2 separate regions of the Homo sapiens genome follow, and region 2 is linked to region 1. The links are chromatin loops, found by intact Hi-C in ENCODE. Cell type or tissue: Caco-2. All regions are shown on one strand. Each heading gives the region's core, and the rest is flanking DNA. Links, peaks and the distances in the headings are about the cores only.

What was found. A loop is a pair of places that touch in the nucleus more often than their neighbours do. Peaks named below come from ENCODE experiments on the same cell type or tissue, not always from the same donor. Only the 100,000 strongest peaks of a DNase experiment are listed, where the experiment ranks them.
Region 2: a loop joins it to region 1, with 5 times the contacts of the local background. A loop is called at or near these places in 2 of 110 quality-filtered maps.

The regions. Positions count from the first base shown.
Region 1 is chr11:129,919,973-129,926,808 of GRCh38, forward strand. It overlaps PRDM10 (PR/SET domain 10), which reads right to left. Exons shown (of 21, transcript NM_199437.2): 12 at 4,910-5,257; 13 at 3,276-3,431. Among named protein-coding and RNA genes, the nearest start is that of NFRKB, 28 kb to the left of the region's middle. RefSeq lists a silencer at 3,489-3,588 and an enhancer at 5,964-6,465. In Caco-2, for the core only: a CTCF peak has its summit at 3,514 (motif pointing right); a DNase peak (open chromatin) is centred at 3,509.
Region 2 is chr11:130,178,065-130,184,900 of GRCh38, forward strand. The region is part of intron 1 of ST14 (ST14 transmembrane serine protease matriptase); the gene reads left to right. Among named protein-coding and RNA genes, the nearest start is that of ST14, 22 kb to the left of the region's middle. RefSeq lists an enhancer at 2,714-2,773. In Caco-2, for the core only: no CTCF peak of the experiment used is centred there; a DNase peak (open chromatin) is centred at 3,587; H3K4me3 peaks cover 1,178 bases.

The DNA.
Region 1 (6,836 bases), core at 787-5,786:
TAGGCTACAGTAGGATTTGGATTAAGGACACTGCCCTACGTGACAGTATCTTTCTTTAGTGTGGATACAATGGCAAAGCACTGTTGCATTGCCACTTTTTTTCTTTTCCTTTTCCTCCAACTCCTCTCGCATTCCCACTTTTTTCTAAGCATCAACATTCACTAGTTCCCGTCTATTCCCTTTAAACAACCAACTGACCTTAACCGAATCATCACATAAATTTCAAAGCCTAACACAAATACCACACCATGCTATGCACATCGTGACGGGCACACATTTGTTGGATGCCAAATCTCCATGAGGCCTTTCCATCCTAACATCCCCCAAACCAAATCCGCTATCTGCCCCCACTCCTTCTGCCTAAGTCGTGCTTTTTGGTATCAGCGGTGTTCCCAAACATCTAGCCTCTCAAGCTGCAAATCTCCATTCCTTGCTGTCCACCCTTCCCCCTTCCACCCAAGTGCAAGTTCTTGTCAGCCTCCCATGACGCCTGTCTTGAACATGGCCCCTCTTCTCCACACCCACTGCCTCGGCCTGAATTAGCCCAGCTCTGAAACGCTGGTAAGTCTAATTACTTAGCACAGCGCGCTAGCTTAACCCGCTTCCCTGGCTTCCTCTTGCCACACCCTCCATCAGTCCCCTTCTCCCAATCTCCCGAACGTGGCATCACCACTCCCTGCTGCTCCCTCTGCTTGAGATGCCAATATTCCTCCCTCACTCCTCACCTCTCCCTTTCCCTAGCTGGCAAACTGTTTCCCACCCATGAATGGATTCAAAAGTGTCACCATATCTATGAGGTCTCCCCTATACCCCAAATCAGTGAATCCCTCTCACAGCATTTTTGAGATGGAGTCTCGCTCTGTCACCCAGGCTGGAGTACAATGGCATGATTTCGCCTCACCACAACCTCCGCCTCCCGGGTTCAAGTGATTCTCCTGCCTCAGCCTCCTGAGTAGCTGGGATAACAGTCATGCACCACCACGCCTGGCTACTTTTATATTTTTAGTAGAGATGGGCTTTCTCCATGTTGGTCAGGCTGGTCTCGAACTCCCAACCTCAGGTGATCTGCCCACCTTGGCCTCCCAAAGTGCTGGGATTACAGGCGTGAGCCACCGCACCCGGCCACTTTATTCTTTTCTCTATTCTAGTGTGAGCTCCCTGAAGTTGGAAGGTCCCACCTTGACTTCAATGCTGCCCTCATGGAGCTTATACTTAGCAGGACAGGCAAATGCAATACACAAATGCTATGACAGGGTCACCAGCAAAAGGCCCTGTGGGAATTGGTGGGAGAAGCAGCAGTTAATCCAGGGATCAGGAAATGCCCCATATGAAGTGACATTAGCCAGGTGAAGGAATATGACAGTTTGAAAATGCATTTCAAGTCAGGAGGAGGAGTGAGAGCAAGTGCAAAGGCCCAAGGAGAGAGAGTATGCCACACCTGGGTAAAGCTATGGAGTTCAGGTCACCCTGAGCACACGGGGAGGCAGGAACCAGAGAGGCTGGCAGGAGCCAGATCCTGTAGCATCTTAGAAGTAACAAGAACTTCGGGATTTATCTGCGTGAAGAGCTATTTAAGAGTTTTTCAGAAAGGACATGACATCAGAGCTGTTCTCTAGAAAAATTACTCTGATTCTACTTTGAAAATATGCCAGGAAGGTAGGTGGTAGTGGTTTTGTGCTGGGTCAACTTGGCTAAGGGGAACTACATTTGAAGGGAGTCTTCTTCCCAGCATGGTTCCGAGTTGGGGTTAGCCAAAGAGAAACTCAGACCAGCCTGGAAGGTGGAAAGGAAGCAGCTCCGTGCTGCTCTAGACGGTGTCATGTAGAGGTACCTGTGGGTCCCTACTTATCCTCTCTTTCCCACCCAGCCACCAGCTGTCTTCCTGACTGCCAGCCCTGCTGGCCAGCTCCACATCCACCACCAGATGCAGTGACACAGTCTTTCACAGACCACACCAGCTCTCCTTCCTGGGCCCCTCTGCAGGAGGAAGTGCTTGGTTCCCAGATTCCCAGGTAACTTCCCATTTGACCACCCAGACCAGTACTTCTGTGGGCATACTGCTGACTTCCGACCTCCCAGCTTCTCCCTTCAACCCTCACTTCTCCATCTTCTCCTATAATTAAGTTCTTAGTCCTGTAAGAAAATCTTCTTCTGTAACATTCACAGTGGCTTTGCTTCCCTGATTGAACTGTGGTTGAATATACTGGGTGAAAGTAAAAGAGAAAATGAAAGCAAGCAAAGAAATTTTAAAGAAATATTCCAAGGTGTTAAAATATGGTATCTGGCACAAAATGAAAAATCAAAAAACACTGGCTGGATGGGATGGATGGATGGCCAAACAGTATCGCAAAACAGGAATCCTTTTAGATATGATTTTTTTTAAGAACAGAAAAATCCCAGACCTACTTATACTTTTCACACTGGAGTTCTCTACGGAATTCTAAATTGTGCTGTTATATATTCAAAGCCATTAAATTATATTCTATAACACACTTACCATAAAACCAGCTTTGCAAACTCTATTTCTCTTTAATTTCTTTGCATCTGTTACAAATATACCCTTAGTTTTCCTCTCCTGAATCAATTTCTGATTCTTTTCCAGTTTCTATGAGAGTGTGACCTACAATCATTTTCAGCAGAAGGTCTTCCAGTGACATTTTTGCAGAATCACCTTATTTCCCAATGAAGCATATTTCATTGTTTTTACATTTATTTATTTAACTTTTATTTCTGGGTCCCCTGCAGGGTTTTGCTCGGCTTCTTCTAAGTTCCAGGTGGGTTACGGATACTCATAATGTTTTAATCTTTGAGGTCATTAACATTCTCCAAAGTAGTCTAAGCCTTCTCAGCATTCTTCAGATTTCCCACCTGAATTAGATGAGCGTCCTGCTGGCTGCAAGGCTCAATTACGGGCTCTTATACTTCATCAGTGCTCAACAAAAACCTCCTGATCTGAATGTTAAGTAAAGGTTTTGGTCTGTTAGGAAATCTCAATAGCGATTTAGTTATACTTGTCATTATACATTTGGATTCTTTTAGGAGATGATGCATTTTTACTCTACTTGTTTGGGGATTTGAATTAACTATTTTGAGGAAATGAGTAAGTTTTCCCCCTTAATTTTATAACTAAGTCAAACACAAGGCCCAAAGAGTATCTCAGGTCCAGTTCATCAGAGGTGGGTGATAAACTGATGAAATGAACAGGCATTTACCCTCAGCTTGCTATAATTCCAGTGGCCACGAGAACCACCTTGGGCTGTGCCTTGGTGTCATACCTTAAATTGCTTCCCACAGGTGGAACACAGGAAGTCTTTGCGGTCCGAATGCCGGAGCATGTGGAGTCGCAGTTTATCGGGGCGACAGAAGGCCTTGTCACACTCTGTGCACTGGTAGATCTTTTCTGAGTGGAAGCTGCGCACGTGTTTTTTCACCTGGTGATAAGAACCACAGGAAAATTCAGGGGACGCAGGCACCAAATGAAATGACCAAAGGCAGCTTGTCAACGCTAGAGGGAGCCAAACGCATTACCATGGGTTTTCATCAACCCCGCCGAGGAATCCAATCAGATGTGATAATTGGCCTCAATAACACATACTGTCCCTGTCACAAAGAAATAAAACAAGTAGCCAGAAAGCCTTAGAAATCCGAACCTCCCCGATGACTTGAAACGTGAGAGAGAGAGAGAGAGAGAGAGAGAGAGAGAGAGAGAGAGAGAGAGAGAGTGCTTGCTTGGTCAAAGCCCTGATCACTTGAAGCCCATTTTTTAAAGATAAAAAGCAAAAGTTCCTTTGGGTTTAAATGAAATCTTGCTAAAAAGGATCTATAGGAAGACAAAAACCAATTCTTCCTTACTTTTCTCCGTCTTTAATCTGCACAGAAGCAATTTAGCCCCTTTTGATCCTTTTACATCTTCTTATAAAATTAAGTTCTGAAGAATTAAAGACATGAATGAGTGGATACAGAAGACATTACCGGTTTGTGAGAGCAATATGACGCTGGCGTCACTTCTCAACTGGGACTTACTTCCCTTACTTTTAGATAAATAAAGGAATAGGGCTTCTGAACTCTCTTAGCCACACATATCCAATGAGAAAGAGCTGAGGATGGAAGCTAAGTAGTGAGTCTTACCAAACTATTCCTATAAGATAGTTTGCTTCATTATTTTTGGAGTTTCTTTTGCCATTAAATTATGCCTTAAAGCAATCTTTCTACTAGTTTGTGTGAAGTGAGAAAATTTCCAAGACTCTCAACACTAGCAGAACTAAAATTAAATCCCTAGTCTTCTTTTCCTTTGGTAATTGAAAAAGTGTATTTTTACAAAATGTTTCGTTATTCACTGACTAGCACAGGAAAATCTTATCACTTAAAGTCCAAATGAAATCATGAGTATTCTGAAATTTATCTTCACCCATTTTGCTCCAACAAAGAATACACTACAGGGGAGGAGGCAGTCGGTTCCTGATACAAAAGTATATTATATACCAACTTTCTCTTTGTTTCCTTCCAAAATGTATGGCCTTGGTTAAAGCAAGCAGGAAACCACAGTAGTAGTAGGGAGATGTTCCCAGCCCCTCAGAAACGGGAGTATGTCTTCTACAGGCTCGGTATATTTTATAAGCAATAGACATTGACATGGATTATGAAAGACTTTTTAAAAATTATAATAGATCTGGGTGTTTATTACTTGTAACTTAAACACTTCAATGTCAATGTCTGATCTGGACAATTAAGGGTCATAATAATCTTGTGTATAAAAGTAGTTTGATTGAAGAAATATTGTTCTCAATTGTAAAGTTGTTTCAAAGAAGGGATGGAAATGCAGGTGCTAGGCAGTCTCGGTTTTCCAAAAATCGAAGTTTCTTTTACCAAAAGAAGGAAGCAGACAGGAATCTCAGTAGTAGACACTCACCTGGATAAAATCTGGGAACCGTTTCTTACAAGTTGGGCAGGTGAAGTAGCCATCATTGATATGAATGGCCACATGATCTTTCAACAAATCAAGGCGGTCAAAGGATTCTGGGCAAAAAATGCAAGAGTAAGTCTTCTGGTCTGAGTGGAGCTTCATGTGGCTCTCCAAGGATGTGCTGCTGATGAAGCCCTTGTTACAGAGATCACAGGTCAGTGGGCAGTTCCCCTCCCGCCCATGGAAGCGTAAGTGCTGGTCCAGTTTGTCCTTTTCCCGGAAGGCCTTCCCACACTGCAAGCATTTAAAAGGCCGGAAGGACTTCCGAATAAACAGATGCTGAAGAGCTGCATTCTGAAAGACATACACAAATGTGATCATTTAGTGATGAAATTAAGAGTGCAACTGGATCACACTTTTACAGAGAAAGAGAGGATGATCTCTGCAATCACAGACTTCCCATAGAAGTTCAACTCTAGGACACACACAGTTGAAAGGAGATTTTTCTGGTGAAGACACTGAAAATGAAGCCATCCTCAAAGAAGCTCATCTTAAAGAGATGAAATTTTTTTGTGTTTTGTTTTACATCTATGTATGTGGGTTTTCTTTTGAAAGGGTTTAAGTAACAAAAAAAGTGTTCCCAATAGAAGACTTGTATAATAAAACAAATCCCACAGTGGAACAGGATAAAAATGGAAGATTTGGAGGAAAAGACTTAGGTTAAGTCACACATGCAGGAATCAGGCTGGAGCAAGTCAGTCAAATGTTACTTGTTGAAATCCATGAGAAAAAGAATTTGAAGCTTGATTAAAACATTTAGCAAAAACAAAACAAACAAACAAACAAACAAAAAAACAATAAAAAGAACTGAAGGGTAGTCCTTGCCAGCGGCAGGATGGAGAAGGAAATGGATACCAGGTTTCTTTTGGGGGTAATGGATACCAGGTTTCTTTTGGGGGTGATGAAAGTGTGCTGGAATTAGAGAGTGGTGAAGATTGCACAGCTTCAGAATGTTCTAAAAACCACTTTAAAGGGTAAACTTTATGCCACGAGAATTTCTTGAAAGGATTCAGATTTATGTGAATGGGACATGAGCACATGTCGTAAATGGAATATATGCATTTCATCACTTTCTACTTAGAAAACAGAAGGTAAGGTTCCAGAATAGCTAGTTAGTTCTACTGGTTAGAATGCCATGCTAACAACGTTAAGCTCATCACACTGTTCCTGCCTCGACCAGGCAATTCTGCTCTTTGTTTTCAGGCACAGATTGCACTTGTAATGCTGATTGGCCATCTTGTAAATTCATGCAATTGTTATAGGGCATCCAAGTGGGAGAGTACGGGTACTCAGTGCAAACCCATCGCCACTACTGGAAAATCTACTCATGCTCTACTGACAGCAGATCGACAAAATCACCTCACACAGAGAATGCAGAATCAATCTTTCAGTTATGCTTACAATGAAGACTCATTCATCCGTTCCTCAGAACACTGAGGGAAAGCTCTAGATTGCTACAAGGGGGGGAAATCCTTCAAGTATATCTGTGAATGGCTGTGCCTATGTAGCTACAAATGAACAGTAATTGAAGGATTAATGGAGATCTTAGTGCGATCTTAACTTCAAATTACTTGTAAGCATCAACTTTTAAACTAAATTTAATGTGAAATCATCATGTGAGGAAAACAAAATAATTATTTTTGATTTAGTGGAATTTCTAGACATAATTACTATGTAACAAGAGATTTCCTTCTCAGGGCTTCTCTAACCGGGCTAGGAGAAAGATTTTTAAGCTGCTACCTACTCACTTATCTTGAGTAGATAAACAGCAATTCTGTGATCTTCTTCAGCTGATGGGGCTGCTTCAGGGGATGTATCATACTTTATTCTCCTTTGTATCCAGATCCCTTAATAAATTGCTTAGCTTATAGGA
Region 2 (6,836 bases), core at 1,003-6,002, 260 kb after region 1:
CACAGGCTCAAACCACTCCAGTCAATATTGCAAACTATACATAATAATATTCTTAACCAATATATAAAAGTATAAACATTCCACATCAAAGTAACATTTAACATCAAGAGAAAGGGGATAGGAAAAAGGGTTTAACAAACCAGTCCAGGAAGAGCCACGAAGATAAAAAGAGTCTCCTGGTGTGAGCTGGGTCATTTGTCGGTCTTGCCGGGAAGAGTTTCTGATGTTGGCAGAGCCTTCGTTGGCAGATGCTGGGTGCTTATCACGAATGACAGCAAAATGGTGTCAGTGAAGAGGGCATCTTGAGGTGCCGAAGTCCTGCTCTTTTTAAGATGAAGTCTTTTTCTAAGATGGCGTTACTTATGTCAAGGGTGCTCTGTACAAGGCTCCTGGTCCCTTGGGCTGCGTGGGGAGGGCCCTGGGCAGTGCTGGGAGTTGGGACGGGACTTGAAACCTGCAGGAGCTGGCTGCTCCCTGGCAGAGAACCGCTGGGTTTCTGTGTTGACAACGTCCTCACAGCTGGGCTGAGTCAGGTCCTGGGGGACTTTCCTTCAGGCTGTAACCAGGTGTGGGGACTTGTGGTTTACTTCCTTCAGTGGGAGTTCTTGGCCGTGGGTCAGCTTTGTGTTCCCCTGATGGGCTGGGGTTACAGATCTACAGATATTTCTGGATCTTCCTTGGGGCCCTGCAGCCCCACCTGTTTTCCAGCAGCTCCTTCTGGCGGGGCGGCTGAGGGCGGCGACGGGTCAAAGGGAAAGGTGGGCGGGCCGGGGTTTTGGGGTGTCTGCCAGCAGCTGGCTGGGTCTGCAGCTGGCCCTGTGCTCTCCCAGGAGGAGCTGGAGTGTGTATTTCTGGGAAAAGTGATAGCCTCAGGGACTTCTGGGATGATGCTTATAACCAATTGTGGGAGGGTCCCCAGGGCGTGGAAGCAAAGTTCGACCTGGCACAGCAGCTTCCCTTCATCCCAGGTGGTTGCTCAAAATAGACCAGCTGAGACTCTAAGCCAGCTTCTCCTCCTGGTGACAGGAAGGGGTGAGCCTCCTGGAAATGGTGGGTGGAGTTTCTCCAACTTTCAGGTTCCCAAGAATGACCTGGAGCACTTGAATAAAAACTTCCACATCCGAGGCCCTGCTCCTGATGCATGACATCAGCACCTCCAGGGAGAGGGGCTTGGGAATCTGGATGTGGAACAAACACTGCATTTGTTTCAGTTGATTGTTATTGTTCTTTTTCATGACCAGACAAGTCCAGGAAATGCTGGGGGTTGCGATCAATGGGAACCATAGGCTTTTGCAGGTTTCGTGAAAATTGGCTTCTAGAGAGATCGATTACCCCTGGTTGGGGAGTGGGTGGGAGGATTCCAGTGTGGCCTTTCTTTTCCTTTCTCATTTGCCCATCGGTCATCCCCAGATAAGCACTCAAGTGTCCTCTTTTATGAGGCCCCGTGCTGGGCCCTGGACTGCCATGGTGGCAGGTGGGGTGAAGTCCCGCCCTCAGGAGCCTGCTGACCGCCTGCTCTGTGCACAGCTGCTGGAGCTTCCCCGGGGCTGCTGATTTAACTGGGGAGGGCCTGTCTATGTGGGGTCCCTCCTAGCCGGAGACAGGTCCCTTTTATGAACAGCAGCCTGATGAAGAGGCCTTCCTGCAACATGCCTCTGGTATCATTCTCAGCTCAGCATTGCCCAGGGGACAAACACAGAGTTTGTTCTTGGCAGTCATTCCCTGCTGTCATCTCAGGTGGGCTTGAGCCGTGCTGGGTTTCCGGGAAATCTGGCCAGGATCCAGCACAACCTTTAGCCAGTCCGGCAGGGAGCGGCCACGAGGTTGTGCTGGCTCGGTCTTTCCCTTGCAAAGGAAGGCATCTTCGACCTGCCACAGAATGCTTTCTTCCCCGGGGAAACCCTTGCAGGTGCTCGGGCTCTACTTTCCTTTCTCGCTTGAACAATTACAGGGATAGTTTATGGTTCTCATGACCCTGGTGGGGGTGATGACATCATGGGATTGAAATCCGTCCCACCTTGGAGTCACCGAGCGTGTCAGTCAAGAGCCTTGGCCACAAATCAGTGGCACTTGGCAGCAGCACACAAATCCAGCCACCCTGTCCTTGTCTCAGGTCTGGGCAGCACAGCTGTGTCCCTAGCTGGTGGCATCGCCCCTGCCCCTTGACCTTGATCTTCAGCCTCAGAAGCAGGCTACCCATTGTCATGTGACTGCCCTTCACGGTCCCTCCCCAGGATTCCAAGGGGCCTCTTGAGGTTTCCAGGTTCAGCCGCTTCCTTCCCAGCAGATCACACCCAACCTTAGCCACATGAGGAACGATCTTTAGAAAGGGTCTGGCCCGAAGCTTCATTTTTCCCTGTCTGCTTTGGTTGGAATCTTGTGTGGCTTTGTGTGCAGTTGGTAGTATTTTTGTTGTTGGTAAGTGTAGGGGCCCTTCCCCATTGCTTTTCTCTAAGGATAACCATGCTCTGAGCAGCCCATGGCAAATTCTGGCTTTGGACTTGTTGGTCCCCAGAGCCAGTGGGGTCGTGGGCCCTGGAGAGTTTGCACTCAGTGGCAGGTCTTAGTGTGTGTTTGAGGAACCAGGAGAGCGTTCCTCTCAGAGGGAGGATTCTCTGGTTGACTCACACAGAGTTTTGTTGGCTCAGCATTTAGCTTTCAGCCCTGGTGAGTTTCTCTGACTTAATGGGAGTAGGCTGGCTGCAAGAATCTTTCCTATATTATCAAATAAAATAGGTCTCTTTTTTGGCCCTCTAGAAATCAGTGTTTTTTTTCTTTTCGTTTTGGAGAGCCCGGCCTTGGGGAGGATATGCATCAGTTGCTCTAGTGTGCCTCAGACAATGAGATAAGATGAAATAGGGCGTGCTCTAGGACCTCTCCACTTCCCCTTCCCGGGTTTCTGGATCTGACCCTTCGCTCCCTGCAGAAAGTTGGGTGAGATGGCAATGGTCCGATCTCATCCCTGCTGGGTGGGATGGCAGTGGTCCCTCTTGGGTGAGATGGTGGTGGTCTGATCTTGTCCCTGCTGGATGGGATGGCGGTGGTCTGATTTTGTCCCTGCTGGGTGGGATGGCGGTGGTCCCTGCTGGGTGGGATGGTGGTGATCTGATCTCGTCCCTGCTGGGTGGGATGGTGGTCTGATCTCGCCCCTGCTGGGTGAGATAGTGGTGGTCCCTGTTAGATCCTGGCCCTTTAGGGTCTGTACCCTGCTTGTCCTGAGCCCTTTATCCCCAACCTCCCGCCTGGAAGTCATTCCTCGTTCCCTTGTCTGAGTGGCCTGGAGCCGAGCTGTGTTTCTGGGTCCTTTGGCCAGGATCTAACTACAGTGGGCCAGCAGGAAGAGGCTGTGATATTTACATGGCCTCTATCTGTGTTTATGGTAAGCAGACACACCTGGCTTCATAGCACCGTTTTATGTGTGCACCTGCAAAGATGTTTACTTTTAAGAAAGAGAGACAGGAGAAGTGAAAGCAGGCGCAGGCATAGGATCTCTCCTGTCGGCTGTGGCCCAGTAGAGAGGTGTTATGCCTACAGTTGTCTAAGTGTCTAAGTGGATGGGAGTTCCCTGAGACCTCCCCCTCCCACCTCCCCCACCCAGGAGTTAAAAGAGCTTTGCTGCTTCACTGACTTTATTAACTTTGTGACCTTGGACAGGCCACTCCCTCTCTTTCATCCTCAGTGTTCTTATCAATAAAACGATGGGATTATGCAACAGTATCTCTGTTACACCTGAAAATGGAGCCAAGAGCTAAGGTTATAAAAGGAAGCAGCCCAGTTACTGATTAGACAGCACTTTTAGGCTGGGTGGAGCCACAGAACTCACACTGCAGGGAGGACAGAGGACCCACCATTGAGCTAGCGCCACTGCTGACAGCCTCGCTCCGTGGCAGAGTCTGGGGTGACCCCTGAGTCAATGCCCTCAGCCACCTTACCCCTTCTCATGGGAGTCTCTGTCTTCTGTTTCCCTGAATCCTTGCTCCCAGAATTCTGGAACCTAACCACACTGGGAGGCAGTAAACCAGGACCAGATTCTGGATCTGCCACCAAGTACTGGGTGACCTTGCAAAATCAGCATTCTTCCCTGCCTTCTTTATATAACACGGGTGATAGCACCAGCCAGTCTTGAATGAGTCACAGGACTGTCATGAAGATCCAGTAAGAAAATGGTTGTGAAATTACCCTGTGAATTGGATATACATCTAAACATGATAAATTATTATTTCATTACATTTCTTTTTTTCTTTGTTTCTTTCTTTCCTTTTTTTTTTTGAGATGAGGTTTTGCTGTCTCTGTCTCGCCCAGGCAGGAGGGCAGTGGCATGACTATGGCTCACTGCAGCCTCAGCCTCCCTGGGTTCAGATCATCCTCCTGCCTCAACCTCCCGAGTAGCCAGGACTACAGGTGCATGCTGCCATGTCTGGCTAGTTTTTTGTATTTCTGTCTTTCTTATCATTCACTGAGCCCTTTGAATTGGGTTTAGCCGTGTTGGCCATGCTGGTCTCGAACTCCTGGGCTCAAGTGATCTGTCCACCTTGGCCTTTCACAGTGCAAGTGTGAGCCACCATGCCTGGCCCTTTTGTTAAATATCTTTTTTTTTTTTTTTGAGACCGAGTCTCACTCTGTTGCCCAGGCTGGAGTGCAGTGGTGTGATCTCGGCTCACTGCAATCTCCGCCTCCCAGGTTCAAGCAACTCTTGTACTTCAGCCTCCCGAATAGCTGGGATAACAGGTGTCCGCCACCACACCTGGCTAATTTTTTATGTTTTTTGTAGAGATGGAGTTTCCCCATGTTGGCCAGGCTGGTCTCGAACTCCTGACCTAGGTGATCCACCCACCTTGGCCTCCAAAAATGCTGGGATTACAGGCATGAGCCACCGCGCCCAGCCACTTTTGTTACTTTTTTTTTTTTTGAAATGGAGTTTCGCTCTTGTTGCCCAGGCTGGAGTGTAATGGCACGATTTTGGCTCACCGCAACCTCTGCCTCCTGGGTTCAAGCGACTCTCCTGCCTCAGCCCCCCGAGTAGCTGGGATTACAGGCGTCCACGACCACGCCTGGCTAATTTTTTTTGTATTTTTAGTAGAGATGGGGTTTCACCACATTGGCCAGGCTGGTCTTGACCTCCTGACCTCAGGTGATCTGCCTGCCTCGGCCTCCCAAAGTGCTGGGATTACAGGCGTGAGCCACCACACCCGGCCTACATTTCTTATACATATATACACATACATGGTCTGTTCAGAGTGTAGCCGAAATCTGTGTTTTCTCATTCTTAAATATGATTAGACTACCAGAGGCCACCAGATGTCTAAAGAAAACCCAGCCTGAAAGGCGAAGTTCCAAAGATAACATAAAAATGTCTAGTTGCAGCTGGGTGCAGTGGTGCACCCTGTAGTCCCAGCTACTCAGGAGGCTGATGCAGGAGGATTGCTTGAGCCAAGAATTCAAGACCAGCCTGGGCAACATAGCAAGACCCTGTATCTTAAAAAAAAAAAAAAAAAAAGATTGCATTGCATCTATAGCTAATTTTGAGAATAGACACCTTAATATTGAATCATCTAATCCATGAACAGCGTATATTGCTCAACTAATTTAGGTCTTTTAGAATTTCTCCCAGCAGTATTTTACATCTTTCAGTGTACAGGTTTTGTGCATTTTTTGTCAGATTTACCTCTAAGTATTTCATATTTTTGAAGCTATTGTAAATGGTGTCTTTTAGTTTTAGTTTCCAGTTTTTCATTGCTGATATGCCAGTACAAAGACAGCTACGGGAGTGTTTCTAGCAGCTCTGTTTGTAATGGCCTGAAATTGGAGACACCCCAAATGTCCATCAATAGGTGAACAGGTAAACACATGTTGTGTGTCCAAACGATGGGATAAATGCAGCAACAACCAAAAGGTATGCACTGCTGGGCACACAGGAACCTGCGTGAGTCTCAGAGGAATCGTGCGGAGTGAAAGAAGCCAGATGGAAGAGTGCATACTGCAGAATTCCATTTACATAAAGCTCTGGGAAAAGCAGCCTGAAGCAGATGAGTGGTTTCTTGGGGACAGGAAATGGATTCAGGGAGGAACATGTGGGAGGGGCCAGGAGGAGATTTTGAAGGAGACGGACACGGGCATCATCTTAGCTGTGGATGGTTTCATGGGTGCATATGGATGCCCAAAATTGTACACTTAAATATATACACTTTATTTTATGCAATAATACCTCAATGAAGCTGCTTTTTAAATTTAATGGAAGGTTTGCAAGAGCAAGTCAAAGAAATTCCCAAAGTAGAACCAAACGCTGAAGAAACGCAAAATACGGGAGAGAAAAGATGACAGCTAGAGGCGTAGAGGATCCATTCTTATCCGTGATCTTCTGAAATGTCATCACAATACAATCTGTTTGGCTATATGTGCTGTTTCATTTGTCTTTCTCACCATTCACTGAGCCCTTTGAATTGGAAGATTTACAACTCTCTTCAGCTCTTGGAAACATCCTTTCAGTATTTCTTTGGTAATGGTCTCTTCTCTGCCAGGCTCAGAAAAGATTGGGCTCAAGTATTCTAGAAGACAGAGGTGAGACAAGAAAGGACATTGTTAGAAATACCCAAATCTCCACCTTGGCCCCAAGCAAAAAGACAAAGGCCCCAGCAGACTCCCACAGTGGATGGGAAAAATAGTCTGGAGAGATTGAATCAAAGAATATGTGGGCTTGAGAACCCCAGGTACAGAGGAAGGCTGTAGAGAGAGGTGAAAAGAAGGGGAATGAGTCTCTTCTCCTACGTGTTCCTGAATGCTAGTGGCTGGGTTTAAATCACTCCAGCCAGGAGATTAGAAAATTATTCTCTGGAGCA